2 separate regions of the Mus musculus genome follow, and region 2 is linked to region 1. A link is a contact called in ENCODE Hi-C or POLR2A ChIA-PET data. All regions are on one chromosome and are shown on one strand. The core of a region is the stretch at or near the end of the contact, and the rest is flanking DNA. Distances in the headings are between cores, read along the strand shown.

What was found. Hi-C counts contacts between places; a loop is a spot of excess contacts on that map. ChIA-PET counts read pairs that join two places held with the same protein, here RNA polymerase II (POLR2A).
Region 2: a map of heart shows a loop between it and region 1 (2.7-fold over the local background). The contact joins the promoter of Ccdc166 here to the promoter of Zfp623 in region 1. A Hi-C loop is called at or near these places in 5 of 37 maps with a recorded cell type or tissue (heart, left cerebral cortex and regulatory T cell). POLR2A ChIA-PET finds 5 or more read pairs at or near these places in 4 of 5 experiments (Patski and embryonic stem cell).

What each region holds. Positions count from the first base shown.
Region 1 is chr15:75,937,816-75,945,135 of GRCm38, reverse strand. Zfp623 (zinc finger protein 623) reads right to left here and starts at 4,184. Exons shown (of 2, transcript NM_030199.3): 1 at 3,977-4,184.
Region 2 is chr15:75,978,112-75,985,431 of GRCm38, reverse strand. Ccdc166 (coiled-coil domain containing 166) reads left to right here and starts at 3,147. Exons shown (of 2, transcript NM_146059.2): 1 at 3,147-3,631; 2 at 3,745-5,560. The coding sequence starts at 3,203. The coding sequence ends at 4,665.

The DNA of each region.
Region 1 (7,320 bases), core at 2,935-5,434:
CCATTCCAAGTCAGCACACAGTAATGCGAGTTCTTCCACTAACTGGGGAAAGCAAGCTGGAAGTGACACAGTAGGGAACAAGAGGCCTTTGACATCCTGTAGGTGGAGCATCAGCATCTCACTTTAAAAAACTAAATGGGGGGCTGGAGAGATGGGGCGGGTAAGAGCACTGACTGCTCTTCCAAAGGTCCTGAGTTCAAATCCCAGCAACCACACGGTGGCTCATAACCATCTGTAATGGGATCTGATGCCCTCTTCTGGTAAGTCTGAAGACAGCTACAGTGTACATAGATATAATAATAAATAAATCTTAAAAAAGAAAAACAAACAACTAAATGGTACACTTATCTAGTCTCAAGCACTCTGGGGAACGTCCCAATTTCCTATCTCAAAGAACATGAATACCAAGCTAACTTCCCAAGTTCTAGTTCCTCTCCAGTTACTGTCTCTCCTCTCCACAATGACACTCAATGGTCACTGAGTTTATCTTACATCTCCTCTCCTCTGTTACTTTTTTTTTAAAAAAAAGATATTATTTATTATGTATTATGTATTATTATGCGCTCTCTGACCTGTAGGCCAGGCCATTATCCTGCACCCTGCTCCTGTCTCAGAACCTCAATGCTCCCTCTACTGGTGTCTCTCAAGGCACCAGGGTGACAGTCTTCTAACCTGTCTTCACACTCTCCTCCTCCACGGCCTTTCTACAAAGCCAGCAGGCTGACCCTTTCAAAGCATAAATGAAATGGTGACTTTCTATTTTAAAACCTTCAAGGCTCTCCAATCCCCTCCTACCACCATTCTTCCCCAAGTATGTAGGTGAATTAGCAGGAACACTTGAGTCACTTACTAGACAGTTGTGGTGAATATGCTTGGCCAGGGAGTGGCACTATTAGGAGGTGTGTGTGGCCTTGTGGAGGAAGTGTGTCACCGTGGGGGTGGGCTTTAAGAGACCCTTGTTCTAGCTGCCTGGAAGATAGTACTCTTCTCCTATTTGCCTTTGGGACAAGACAGAAAACTCTCAGCTCCTGCATACCTGCCTAGATGCTCCCACCCTGATGATAATGGGCTGAACCTTTGAACCTGTAAGCCAGCCCCAGTTAAATATTGTCCCTTACAAAAGTTACCTTGGTCATGGTGTCTGTTCACAGTGTGAAACCCTAACCAAGACAACACTTGAGCTCAACCTTTCCCATCACCCCTTCTAAGAGCTGGCTGTTCTCAGGGGCCAGTGCTCTGCTCTGCTCCATGCAAGCCTGAAGCTTCAGAACCCCTAAAGCTACAGCAAGGCAGTGCTGCCAGCCCGTGGCACCAGAGTCTCACTGGCATTCAGTATAAGGAAGTTCAAGGCAACCCAGCCAGCCACAGGGTTTGGCAAGGACCTGCATACGCTCACGTTTTAGAAACCACCGATACCTTCTGACTTTTATTATTTTATGGAGTGCTAAGGATGGAACTCGGGATATTATGCATGCTAAGCAAGTGCTCTACCAGTGAGCTGCACCTCAGCCCCTTATATCAGACTTAGAATGACTACGCTACCTGGACACAAGCCTGCAGCTGTTTACAAGAAGAGCTTAGAATCATGTGTGCCTCTCGGTGACTCTTACAACTCGGCAGCTAGAGATGGCTGAGCAGTTAAAAGCACTGACTACTCTTCCAGAGCACCCGGGTTCAAGTTCCCCAGAACCCCATAGCCGCTCACAACTCTGTAACGCAAATTCTAGGGGATACAACGCCCTCTTCTGGCTTCTGAGGGTACCAGGTACACACATGATGGACAGACTAACAAGCAGGCAAAACACCCATGCTGCAAGATAGGATCACACAGTGAACACCAAGATACTGTTAGCTCAGCCCTTAGCACACACCTTTAATCCTTCTGGCTGGACTACAGACACACCCTTAGTTCACACTTTTAATCCCAAACAATGAAGGCAAAGATAGTTTGTACAAGGAAGCACCCATGTTTGGAAGTGATGTCTGATTGAGAGGCGGACAAGGTGACAAATCAAGAAAGATTTGACAGAACAGGATATACCAACTCTTACTAGAAGAGAAAAGAAAGGGAAGCCACTTAAGGGGCCCGCAGTCTAGAGAAAGAAGAGAGGCAGTTTTACAGACAGTTTGAGGAGAGAACGAGCCAGAAGATTAGAACAGAGTACCAGACTTAGTTGGAGGCCAAGCAGAGCAATTCAGAAGCCAGACTGAGTGAGTCAGCTGGGAGACAAGTTTGATACAGAACAGCTGAGTTAAACCAGCCAGAAGATTCCAGAAAGAACCAGAAGGGATGAGCTTATTCAGCAGCAAGTCTCAGGGGCTGAAAACAAGTTTAGGCCTAGATTAGATTGGACAGAGGCTAGAAGCTTCCAGGACTAGCAAGCTAGGAGATGGAGGCAGTAAACCTTAGAGACAACAATTCCATCAGGAGAATAAAAACCAACATTAGACACCCATACACATAAAGAAAAACAGGAGCAGGAAAGCTTGCATCTCTGCAGCCTTGGGAATAACCAGGCGGGCGGGCCTCGACATGGTGTCCCTGACAACCTGTGGATGTGCCACTGCAGCTGTGGAGGTAGCTGGGTGCTGTGTGTGCAAGGCATGCTATTTGAGGTCAAAAAGAATAGAGCGAGTGACTGGCTGCTCTCTTAGGACTCCTATTCCAACCTCTACCTCTAGCCCCTACATACAAGGATCCTGCTGACACAAACAGTCTTCTTTTCCTAACAAGCCCAGGGCCTTTTAGCAGCCATTTTCCATAAGCCAACAGAGCAGTCAGAGGGCTCTGTGATTTACTTCAGAGACACCACTTTGTTCTAGCCCACTGCTTCTCTGGCATCCCGTCCACTTCCAGATCAGACCATAAGTCTTGTAGGGGAGTGGGGGTACTTTCCCAGGTCTACCCTCTCTCTATATCATCCTCCAACGCATTCCAGAACCAGAAATCCACCCCCAAGGCTCCAGGAGTGTCCATAGCTGCATGTGTTGGCTTGTGAGGTTTCTCTATACCTCCCATATGAAAAAAGAATGCCATCATTATGCCAAGTATTAAAACAGATACAATGCCACATCCGTGACAGGAACAAAGGTCTGCTCTCTGCCTTAAAACTTGATGTGTATATGTTTGTTTGTGTGTGTGTGTGTGTGTGTGTGTGTGTGTGTGTGCGCGCGCGCGCGCGAGGGGCATGGGGAGTCTGATTTCTTCGTGATCAGAAGACATTTGTTTCTTTCATTGTAATGGGTCTCAAAGGAACGATGTCTAGAAGAGCACAGGGCGATTGTGAATATCAGCTCTCCACCTGGAAAACTACTTGAGTTTAGAACTGTTCTTCTGCTAATATCCCGGGAAACCTCTAGCATAGCACTCAAGCCCTGGGGACTCCTGGACCACGGTGGGGCCGGGTGCAAAGAGGACTAAATGTCCCTGGCATTATCACAGAGATGTCATAGACGTTGACTCAGACACTTCATGGAATAGAACAGCTTGTATGACACCTCACCCCACCTAAGAATCCTCCTTCATGACATACGGAGCTGATTCTGTCCAACACACATATTATCTTCAACCCCTGAAGCACTGGGGTGCCTGCACTGCATCCCCTCGGACAGAGGCCGAAAGGACTGAGGGAAGGCAGAAGGCAGGAGGGCAAGGTCCAAGCCGAAGAGCAGCGTGGCGCGCACCTGCATTCCATCACCTGAGCGGCTTAGCCTTCAAGCAGCCATCCGGGGGCCCGACCTGCAGGCGCCGAGGCCGAGTGTGCAACCCTCGAGGGCCTCGATGTCTGCGGACGATCGGTCCATGCATCTACCGCCCGCAGCTCGGCGAGGAGACGCAAGGCTCCGGCCCGAACCAAGCGAGGAGCTACGGACAGAGGCCAAAGCGAAGTGCAGCCGGCCCGGGACACCAACCAACTCGCTGAGCCCCGCCGGTCACGAGCCCGCCCACCCGCGCGAGCCGCTCCGCCTCACTCACCCGGAGCTCGGCGGCGAGAGGACGGCGCGGAACCAAGCCGAGCAGCATCCAGGCGGGTAACCCCGGGCGGCCACAAAGCCCGCACCGCTGCCGCACGCCCCGGCCGGAAACTGCCCGAGGCTCCGCCCGGAGGACATCCGTAGGCACTCTAGGATAAGAATGGGGGCCGGGGCCGTCTCCCTGTCACAGACTTCCGGGCCAGATTCCTGCGGTCAGCCGGAGGACCCAGTGCGCAGACGCGGTGGCTGAGAGCCCTGTTTGCGCACGTGGGTGTGGGATTAGCGGCGAAGCTAGGCAGTAGATGTCGTCAGACTTCCCTGGAAGAGCTGGGAAAGGCAGGCTCTTTAGAGAGCTTTTAGTAAAGATTTCTTGTTGGTTGTTAGTGATGGTTCTGTATGTAGCTTTTGGTTTTAGCTTTGAGCGTTTAGAACATCTTTATCATTATCTTATGTGTGTATGCCTATGGTGGAAAGACAACTTTGAGCCGCTGTGCCTATGACACAACATCTTTGTAATAAACCACTGGAGACTCAGAGTAGTGAAATCGAGGCAGTTTATTTTACAACTTTGCAAAGTCAGGTGTGAGCCTAGAATGCCAAGCTCACTCACTGATGGAGGCAGAACTTTATTTTATTGTGTGTTTTAGTGTTTTGCATGTGTGTATGTCTGTTCACCATATGTGTGCTTGGTGCTCCTGGAGGCCAGAAGAGGGCATTATATTCTCCTGGAAATGGGATTATAGACACAGTTCTTAGCTGCCATGTGGGTGCTGGAAATCAAACCAGGATCCTTTGGAAGAGCACCAACCAACTGCTTGATCTTAACCCCAAGGAATCTCTTCAGCCTCGTGGAAGGTACAACCTTAAGAGTCATCTAGGTCTTAACAAAAAAAAAAAAAAAATTGTGTGGGTTTATCTCTATATTTTATATCCTGTTTTTAAAAAATCTGCCACTGAAACTGCACAGTGCCAAGCCTCAGCTGCCCTCCATGAACTGTTCATGTCTTCAAAACCAGTAAGTACCACCTGGGTGACTCTTATGCTACCAAGTTCAGCTGCCAGCATGAGGGACAACCTTGGCTGCTTCTGGAACACAGCTTCTGTGTAGCTCTTAGGAAATACTTAGAAAGTTTTTACCTCAATGATGCTAGTTTCTTCTTAATCACTACTAATTCTTCAGCTGTAGCTGACCAGCATCGAGTATCACAGCAAAGCAAAGGTTTCACTTTAGTAGTCCTGGTATCTTGTTCATTACAGCTGATTCTTCAGCCTCAGCTAACCTGAATCCCAGAATCTTTTTTTTTCCATTTTTTATTAGGTATTTAGCTCATTTACATTTCCAATGCTATACCAAAAGTCCCCATACCCCCCCCCACTCCCCTACCCACCCACTCCCCCTTTTTGGCCCTGGCATTCCCCTGTACTGGGGCATATAAAGTTTGCAAGTCCAATGGGCCTCTCTTTGCAGTGATGGCCGACTAGGCCATCTTTTGATACATATGCAGCTAGAGACAAGAGCTCCGGGGTACTGCTTAGTTCATATTGTTGTTCCACCTATAGGGTTGCAGTTCCCTTTAGTTCCTTGGGTGCTTTCTCTAGTTCCTCCATTTGGGGGCCCTGTGGTCCATTCAGTAGCTGACTGTGAGCATCCACTTCTGTGTTTGCTAGGCCCTGGCATAGTCTCACAAGAGACAGCTATATCTGGGTCATTTCAGCAAAATCTTGCTAGTGTATGCAATGGTGTCAGCGTTTGGAAGCTGATCATGGGATGGATCTCTGGATATGGCAATCACTAGATGGTCCATCCTTTCGTCACACTTCCAAATTTTGTCTCTGTAACTCCTTCCATGGGTGTTTTGTTTCCATTTCTAAGAAGGGGCAAAGTGTCCACACTTTGGTCTTCGTTCTCTTGGGTTTAATGTTTTTAGCAAATTATATCTTATATCTTGGGTATCCTAAGTTTCTGGGCTAATATCCACTTATCAGTGAGTACATATTGTGAGAGTTCCTTTATGATTGGGTTACCTCACTCAGGATGATGCCCTCCAGGTCCATCCATTTGCCTAGTAATTTCATAAATTCATTCTTTTTAATAGCTGAGTAGTACTCCATTGTGTAAATGTACCACATTTTCTGTATCCATTCCTCTGTTGAGGGGCATCTGGGTTCTTTCCAGCTTCTGGCTATTATAAATAAGGCTGCTATGAACATAGTGGAGCATGTGTCCTTCTTATCGGTTGGGGCATCTTCTGGATATATGCCCAGAAGAGGTATTGCTGGATCTTCCGGTAGTACTATGTCCAATTTTCTGAGGAACCGCCAGACTGATTTCCAGAGTGGTTGTACAAGCTTGCAATCCCATCAACAATGGAGGAGTGTTCCTCTTTCTCCACATCCTTGCCAGCATCTGCTGTCACCTGAATTTTTCATCTTAGCCATTCTGACTGGTGTGAGGTGGAATCTCAGGGTTGTTTTGATTTGCATTTCCCTGATGATTAAAGATGTTGAACATTTTTTCAGGTGCTTCTCTGCCATTCGGTATTCCTCAGGTGAGAAATCTTTGTTCAGTTCTGAGCCCCATTTTTTAATGGGGTTATTTGATTTTATGGAGTCTACCTTCTTGAGTTCTTTATATATATTGGATATTAGTCCCCTGTCCGATTTGGGATAGGTAAAGATCCTTTCCCAATCTGTTGGTGGCCTTTTTGTCTTATTGACGGTGTCTTTTGCCTTGCAGAAGCTTTGCAATTTTATGAGGTCCCATTTATCGATTCTCGATCTTACAGCACAAGCCATTGCTGTTCTATTCAGGAATTTTTCCCCTGTACCCATATCTTCGAGGCTTTTCCCTACTTTCTCCTCTATAAGTTTCAGTGTCTCTGGTTTTATGTGGAGATCCTTAATCCACTTAGATTTGACCTTAGTACAAGGAGATAGGAATGGATCAATTCGAAATCTTCTACATGATAACAGCCAGTTGTGCCAGCACCATTTGTTGAAAGTGCTGTCTTTTTTCCACTGGATGGTTTTAGCTCCCTTGTCAAAGATCAAGTGTCCATAGGTGTGTGGGTTCATCTCTGGGTCTTCAATTCTGTTCCATTGGTCTACTTGTCTGTCACTATACCAGTACCATGCAGTTTTTATCACAATTGCTCTGTAGTACATCTTTAGGTCGGGCATGGTGATTCCACCAGAGATTCTTTTATCCTTGAGAAGAGTTTTTGCTATCCTAGGTTTTTTGTTATTCCAGATGAATCTGCCGATTGCCCTTTCTAATTCGTTGAAGAATTGAGTTGGAATTTTGATGGGGAATCCCAGAATCTTAATTCAAAAATAACAAATGGT
Region 2 (7,320 bases), core at 1,898-4,397, 41 kb before region 1:
TACAGTATGTAGATTTCAATTACTAAAGTCTGGCCATGAGACTAGGTGGCAAGTGCCGTAACCTTTTGAGCCATCTCACCAGAACCTAAACTTAGTGTCTTAGTTAGGGTTTTACTGCTGTGAATAGACACCATGACCAAAGCAAGTCTTATAAAGGACAACATTTCATTGGGGCTGGCTTACAGGTCCAGAAGTTCAGTCCATTACCATCAAGGGAGTGTGTAGACAGACATGGTGCTGGAGATGGAGGTGAGAGTTCTAGATCTTGATCCACAGGCAGCAGAAAGATACAGATGGTTGTGCCACACTGGGCAGAGCTTCAGCATAGACCTCAGAGCCAGCCTCAGCATTGACATACTTTCTCCAACAAAACCACATCTTCTAACTAAACACAGGGGTCTATGGGAGCCATACCTATATCATGCTTAGTATCATTTTATTTTTACTTATGCTTTATTATTATCACTATTATTATTATTTTGAGACAGGGTTTCTCTGTTCAAATCTGGATGTCCTAGAACTTGCTCTGGAGACCAGGCTGGCTTCAAACTCAGAGATCTACTTGCCTCTGTCTCTCCAGTACTGGGATTAAAGGCTTGTGCCACTACCACCGAGTTACTTACACATTTTTTTTAAAGACAGGGTCTTATGTAGCCCAGGCTAGCTTTTAGCTCCTTGATCACCCTGCCACCACCTTTCAAGTGCTAAGATTACAGGATCAAACCTTCACATGTGTCCCCAAACAGTTAAGAATACAAAACGAGGAAGGCAAAAAACAGTTATAATGGTAAGGACAAAACTTTCAGAAACACCCCAGGGGGCAGCAGGAATGTTTGTCTGTCTGCCGATCTGGAAGCCAGTCATCTTTGTCTTTTGCTCCCTCTTGAAAGCTGTGTGTAAACTCCATGTAGCTGAAATCTACTTTTGTGAACAAGGGCCTCTCTGTATAGCTCACTCACTTCCTCCTCTGTATACAGTCACATGGGGGATATCAGCAGCTCTCTATGGTAGTCTTTCTGGCCCTGCTGCTTCTTCATCTAAGCTACCAAAAGCATTCCTAGTGACATCCTCAGGATCTGCTGCCGGGTGACATCTCCCCAAATATACTGAGGAACACGGTGACACTGATGGAGCCTGGCATTGCATGGCACCCAGGTTTCCTCCAACTGGGTTTTTCCCCAGTGAGGCAAATAGACAGTGCAATTCTCAATTCTTCCTTGTTTAGGAAGCCAATTTGGTTCTAGTTGATTGTGTCTTTTTTTTTTTTTCTCTCCTCCTCTCTGAGGTAGGGATCTCTGCACATAGCCTTAGGTGTCCTGGAACTCAACTCTGTAGACCAGGCAGGCCTCAAACTCAAACATCCTCCTGCCTCTGCCTCCTGAGTGCCAGGATTAAAAGCATGTACCACCACTGCCCAGCCTCGCTGATCATGTCAAAGGTCTCTTTTGCCTCCTAGATCTGTGATTGGTCAAACACTACAAACACTTTGGGCGTTGTGTTCGAGAGTACTTCTAGGTGATCTTGGCTGCTGCCCTTTTGCTTGGCAGGGTGATGGTGACGTCCCTGTACAGAGTCAACACAAGCCCGTGGTTTATTTGCTGCCACTCTGCTGAGCCCGCACCCCCCACTGAATGGTTGTCACCTCCGGTATCCACTAGCAAACCGGCACACTGCTGATGTTTTCTGATCAAGATTGAATCCTGTAAAGACACTGTCCGTATAGAGCTCATAGCAAAAAGGGAGACATTAAATCCCCGATGGACCCCTTGTATCCTCTAGATGTCTGGCTTACGGGCAAAGAAAGCTAAGAAGGTAGAATGGATGGGCCTCGTGGAAAAGTGCACTGGCCAAAAAATAAAAATAAAAAGTGGGCAAAAGAGTCCATTTTTAACCTGAGGGGCACTTAGCACTCATTAATGGCCCACAGACAAGCAGGAAGCACTAGGTCCCTGGCTTCTCTAGCTTGCATCTGGCACCTTCCTACGTGGGCCCTTTTAAATTTATCACAGATCTACTAAGGGACTGAGCCCATGTAAATGGAAAGGGGGGGAGATTTTGAACCCCAGAAGGATGGGAAAGTTTCTATGCCAATCAGAGAAGTAGGGAAAATTTTACCTCCCTGAAGAACCTAGCCAATGAGGAATTCGGAGGGGGGGGGGGATATATAGGTGTGTGTGTGTGTATATATATATATATATATCACTGTTTTGAGCCAAACTTGCAGACTAGCTACTTTTGCCCTTTCAATAGGTTGCGCAGACTTAGCAAGGCTGTAAAATAAAGTTTCCCTTTGGTTTGGCTACCGAGTCTCCAGCGCTTGGATTATGAAATGAAGACCGTTGTTCATCGTGCATTTTATCTGAAAGGTAGTAGCATTCCATCAAGGCTTTAGATGCCAAGCGTCCCCTTAGAAATGCTGTGTGGAGCTGAGCGTGGTGGTGAATGCCTTTAATCCCAGCACTCCGGAGGCAAAGGCAGGCTGATGTCTGCGAGTTTGAAGCCAGTCTGGTCTACAAAGCGAGTCCAGGACAACCTGAGCTTTGTTACACAGGGAAACTCTGTCTCCACAAATAAACAAATGTTGTGGGGAGGCTTCATCCTGAGAGCATGAAGACTTCACAAGGAAAGGGGGAGAGCTCGCTCAAAGCTGGATAGAGGAGGGAGCGTCGGTGAGAGTCCCCTTATGCTGTGGGGCCTGAAGCGCAGCTAGTGGAGTGAAAGCAAGAGCACTAAGACCCGGGTGAGTGGAGGCTGGGCACTTGGAAGTTAGTTCAGTGTCTTGAAGCTGAAGTTCTGCCTGACCTGCGACACTGTAACTGAAGAATCATGCAAGGATATAAGAAACCTTAGGGAATGAATGATTGAGTCAAGCCGTTGCCAGAGCAACAGAATGGGATGAGGTCGAGGCACTGCAACCAAGTTCTGTCTCCATAGAGGTTGTTCAAGCTGGACATCAACATTCCTAGAGCTACGCACCAGGATGCGAAAGCTGTGGTCTGGAGGGAACGCTTATATACAGATTGGCCACGGTGCTCTCTGATCCTTAATCCTGCCTGCTCTGAACCTCATAATCAGAAGACACACCCTTGAACCTAGGGTGCAGTTCTCCAGAATTTTCGGGTTAAGAAGGGAGAGTAACTGAGCTGGGGGAGCGGGTGGAGCACAGCGCTCTCATGAGTCCAGTTGGCTTGGGCCTCAAGCCATGGCGCCCAAGAAGAAGCGCGGACAAAACGCGGGGCGCAAGCAGGAAACTACAGAGCAACCGCTCTCGGAGCGCGCGCAGTACCTACAGCGCGAGTACGCGTTGCTCTCAGAAAGCCTGGTGGCCTGTGAGCAGCGGATCGACGAGGTGCTGCAGGACAACGAGTTCCTGAACAGAGAGGCGCAGCGCCTGCGCGAAGAGAACCGGCTTTATGTCGGTTACGTGAGCGCGCACGCTCTGCGCTGCGCCAACGCCGTCGTGCGCGTCGAAGACCAGAACCGCATGGATCTGGCGCAGATCCGGTGGCAGCGAGCGGAGCTAGCGTCCTTCTACCACGGCCGTGAGGACGGGGTGCGCGCTCAGCTGCAGGAAATGAAGAAGCGCGCGGAAAACATGACGCAGCGGGTGCAGGAGCTCCAGCCCTACAAGGCCAGTGCGCGCGCCCCCCGAGGACCGGGCGGGCTCCAGAGGGATGGGCGCGCTCCCTACCGGTGCGCTGATCGGCGCCCCCTGCTCCCCAACCCTCACCCCACCCCATGTAGGAGCTGCAGCTGGAGCAGCTGGCGCGAATCCGGACCCTGGAGCGCGAGCTGCTGCACATGCGCGTGGAGCACACGCAGCTCCTCCACGGGGTGAAGCGACGCTTCCTAGATGAGAAGACGGCTTTCGAGCGGGAGGCGCGGCTGCAAGTGCAGTCCCTGACGCGCCGCTCCGAGCGGGAGGCCGCACGTTCCCTCATTTCCCACGCACAGGCCCTCAAGGCGGACAACGGGTATCTCCGACAAGAACTCATGAGACTTCTCCAGAGGACCCAGTTACTGCAGGACATGCGACAGCAGCTGCTAGAGCAGCGGGAGCAGCTGCGCCGGGAGCATGTGGACTTGAAGAACCTGGAGCAAATGCACGGCTGGTTGCAAAGGGGCCCCGGGGGGCCACCGCTCTGGCAGCCACCCCAAAGCCTCCAACCCAGCTTGCGCATCGGGTCAACCAGTCACGTTTTAAAAGCCCAGGCTACGCCCCAGTCAGTTCCAACCTCCCGGGGCCAATCCATGGATCTGTCACACCGACCCTCCAAGACTCCATCTATATTGTCCAGTGAGTCTCTTCCGGGCCTATCTCAGAAGGCTGGGTCAGTGATTGCTCTCCGGAGTCCATCACATCCAGGATCTCGAGTCTCATCTCTGACTCCATCACGCAAGGACTCGCGTGTCTCATCCGCGACCCCGTCACGCAAGGGCTCCAGGGTTCCATCCATGACCTCTGGTACCTTGCGGTCGCGCGAGGGCTCTCGGATCTCTCCACAGCCCTCCTTGCGTGAGGTCTCTCCAGAAATTGACACACCTGCAAAGTCCAGTTCCAAGCTTCCCACAGCCCTGTTGGAAGATCAGGCCCCTCTCAGCCCACAGTTGGAGGAGGCAGAAAACGCTGAAGACGACACAGAAACTGTCTTGGAGCAAGCCTGAACCCACACGAGGAGGCAGGCCAGTAGGGCATAGGGTGGAGGACAAACCTTGGAAGATTTCTTGGTGCATAGATATGTTAATAAAAGTGTTAAATAAGCTCTGTGACGCTCTGACACTTGCCTGGGTCGATGCCCTTGTATTTCAAGTGAGCAGAGGCCTGCTATTCGAGCTACAGCAGAGCTGGTTGTATCCTTGGCTGCTGGAATTCGATGTTCTTCCACCAACAGCCAGCAAGGCAGGCAGGCTTAGGGAAAGTTGGGTAGTGTAATTTCAGCAGCAGAGGGCAGATTCTGTTCTCAGCACAGGGAGAAGTTACTGGGCTTTTCCAATGCTTTATATAATACGCACACACACATATGTATGTAGGTATGTATATGTATATATGTATATACATTCCAATTTAGGGAACACTGCAAGAATTATTAGGAATTCCCATTGCCACCCATCTAGATGAACAGGGATGCATGTTATATATTTGGTACTTTCAGCCATCCGGGATTCTGTTGGAGACAGTTATGCCCCTTAATTTTAAATATATCCCTGTGTTTACTGAATAGGACTTTGACCTGTTTTCTTCCGGTGCTGGGTGTTGAACCCAGGGCTACCTCCTGAGCTACAGCCCAAGCCCTGTCCCAACTTTCTTCAAGACATGATTAAAATTAGGAAATGCACCTTGGAGAAAATACTGTAAACTAAATCATACTGGCCAAATTGTCCCTGTGGTGTCTGTAGCTAGCTATGGATCTTACCTGGGTCACATCTTACATTCCATTGTGCTGGTCTGTCCTTTCCTTTATAGAAAGGGTCTGTATAGGTCAGGCTGGCCTTGAATCCAAGAGATCCTCCTGCCTCTGTCTCTTCAGTGCTGAGATTAAAGGCATCCACCACCACCTCAGCCCCGTTGTCTTGTCTTTTTTTTTTTAAACTTCTTTTTAAAGATTTATGTATATGAGTGCACTGTAACTGTCTTCAGACACACCAGAAGAGGGTGTTGGGTCCCATTACAGATGGTTGCGAGCCACCACGTGGTCACCAGGGATTGAACTCAGGACCACTGGAAGAGCAGTCAGTGCTCTTAACCGCTGATCCATCTCTCCAGCCCTCTTTGTCTTAATGTACAAGACCAGTCGTTAGAGCACTCCTTAACTGAGTTTTGGAGTCTGTTGGCTTTGAGCACCTTTCCTGTCCAGGAAGTCCAGGGCAGTTGACACCTCCTGACCCAGGGTGCAAGATGAGGGAGCCCACAGCCTTGGTACTTCTGTCATTGCCTTGGGGATCTTGTGTTCAGGGACACAGGCATCAACAGAAATCCCATGGACGTTCTACCTGTTTGGACCAGGGTAGGCTGGCTAGACAGTTGCTAGAACTTTGATGCAGCTATTTCTGGGACAAGATTGGATGGGAGTAGCAAAGTAGAGGTCACTCACCCAAGAGATCAAATTAAAGAAATTTAATTTGCCTGGTGGTGGTGGCTTGTGCCTTTAATCCCAGCACTCGGGAGGCAAAGGCTGGTGGGTCTCTCTGAGTTTGAAGCCATCGTGGTCTACAGAGTGCATTGCAAGACAGCCAGAGGCTACACAAAGAAACCCAGTCTTGGGCTGGAGAGAGATGGCTCAGTGTGTAAGAACACTGACTGCTCTACCAAAGGTCTTGAGTTCAAATCCCAGCAACCACATGGTGACTCACAACCACCCATAATGAGATCTGATGACCTCTTCTGGTCCGTCTGAAGTCAGCTACAGTGTACTTGTGTATAATAATAAATAAATCTTTGGGCTGGAGCAAGCAGGGACTGAGTGAGCAGAGGTCCTAAAAATTCCCAACAACCCCATGAAGGATCACAAACATCTGTACAGCTACAGTGTACACACATACATAAAAATAAATAATTGTTTGTTTTTCGAGTCAGGGTTTCTCTGTGTAGCCCTGGCTGTCCTGGAACTCACTCTGTAGACCAGGCTGGCCTCAAACTAAATAAATCTTTAAAAAAAAAAAAAAAAAACCCTGCCTCACAAATAAAATAAAGAAAAAGGAAAAAAAAAGTCTTTTTTATGGGTTGGAGAGACGGCTTAGCAGTTTAGAAGACTAGCCGCTCTCTCCAAGATTCTGAGCACCCACATGGCACTCACAACCGTCAACAATGGGACTGGATGCCGTCACAGGTACATGCAAACCCATATACAGAAAATACATCTTTAAAGACTTGAGATTTTCATGTGTATGGGTGTTTTACCATGCCTGGTGCCTGCAAAGGTGAAAGGGGGTGTCCGATTCCTAGGGACTGAAGTTATAGATATTTGTGAGCCATTCATTGGGTGTTCGGAACTAAACCCGGGTCCTCAGCAAGAACAGCAAATGCTTATCACTGAGCCGCCTCTCCAGCTCCCTACATGGGATCCTAGGAGATCTGATGGTCAGGTTGCAGAGCCTCCGGAATTGCAGAATAAAGAGAGAAGTATGTAGACCATTGGGGGGGGGGGGTGTCCTGCTGCCCAAGAGCAGTCTTGTGACCCGCTTAGAAACCAGACCTCTTCTGTCAGCTCTAACATCAGACACTGGAATCTCCTGTGCTGCGTGTCTCTGGATGTATGTTTGCATACGTGTGTGCTTGTGAAGGCCAGAGTTTGACATCACCAGGGAGTTCTTCCCTGATCA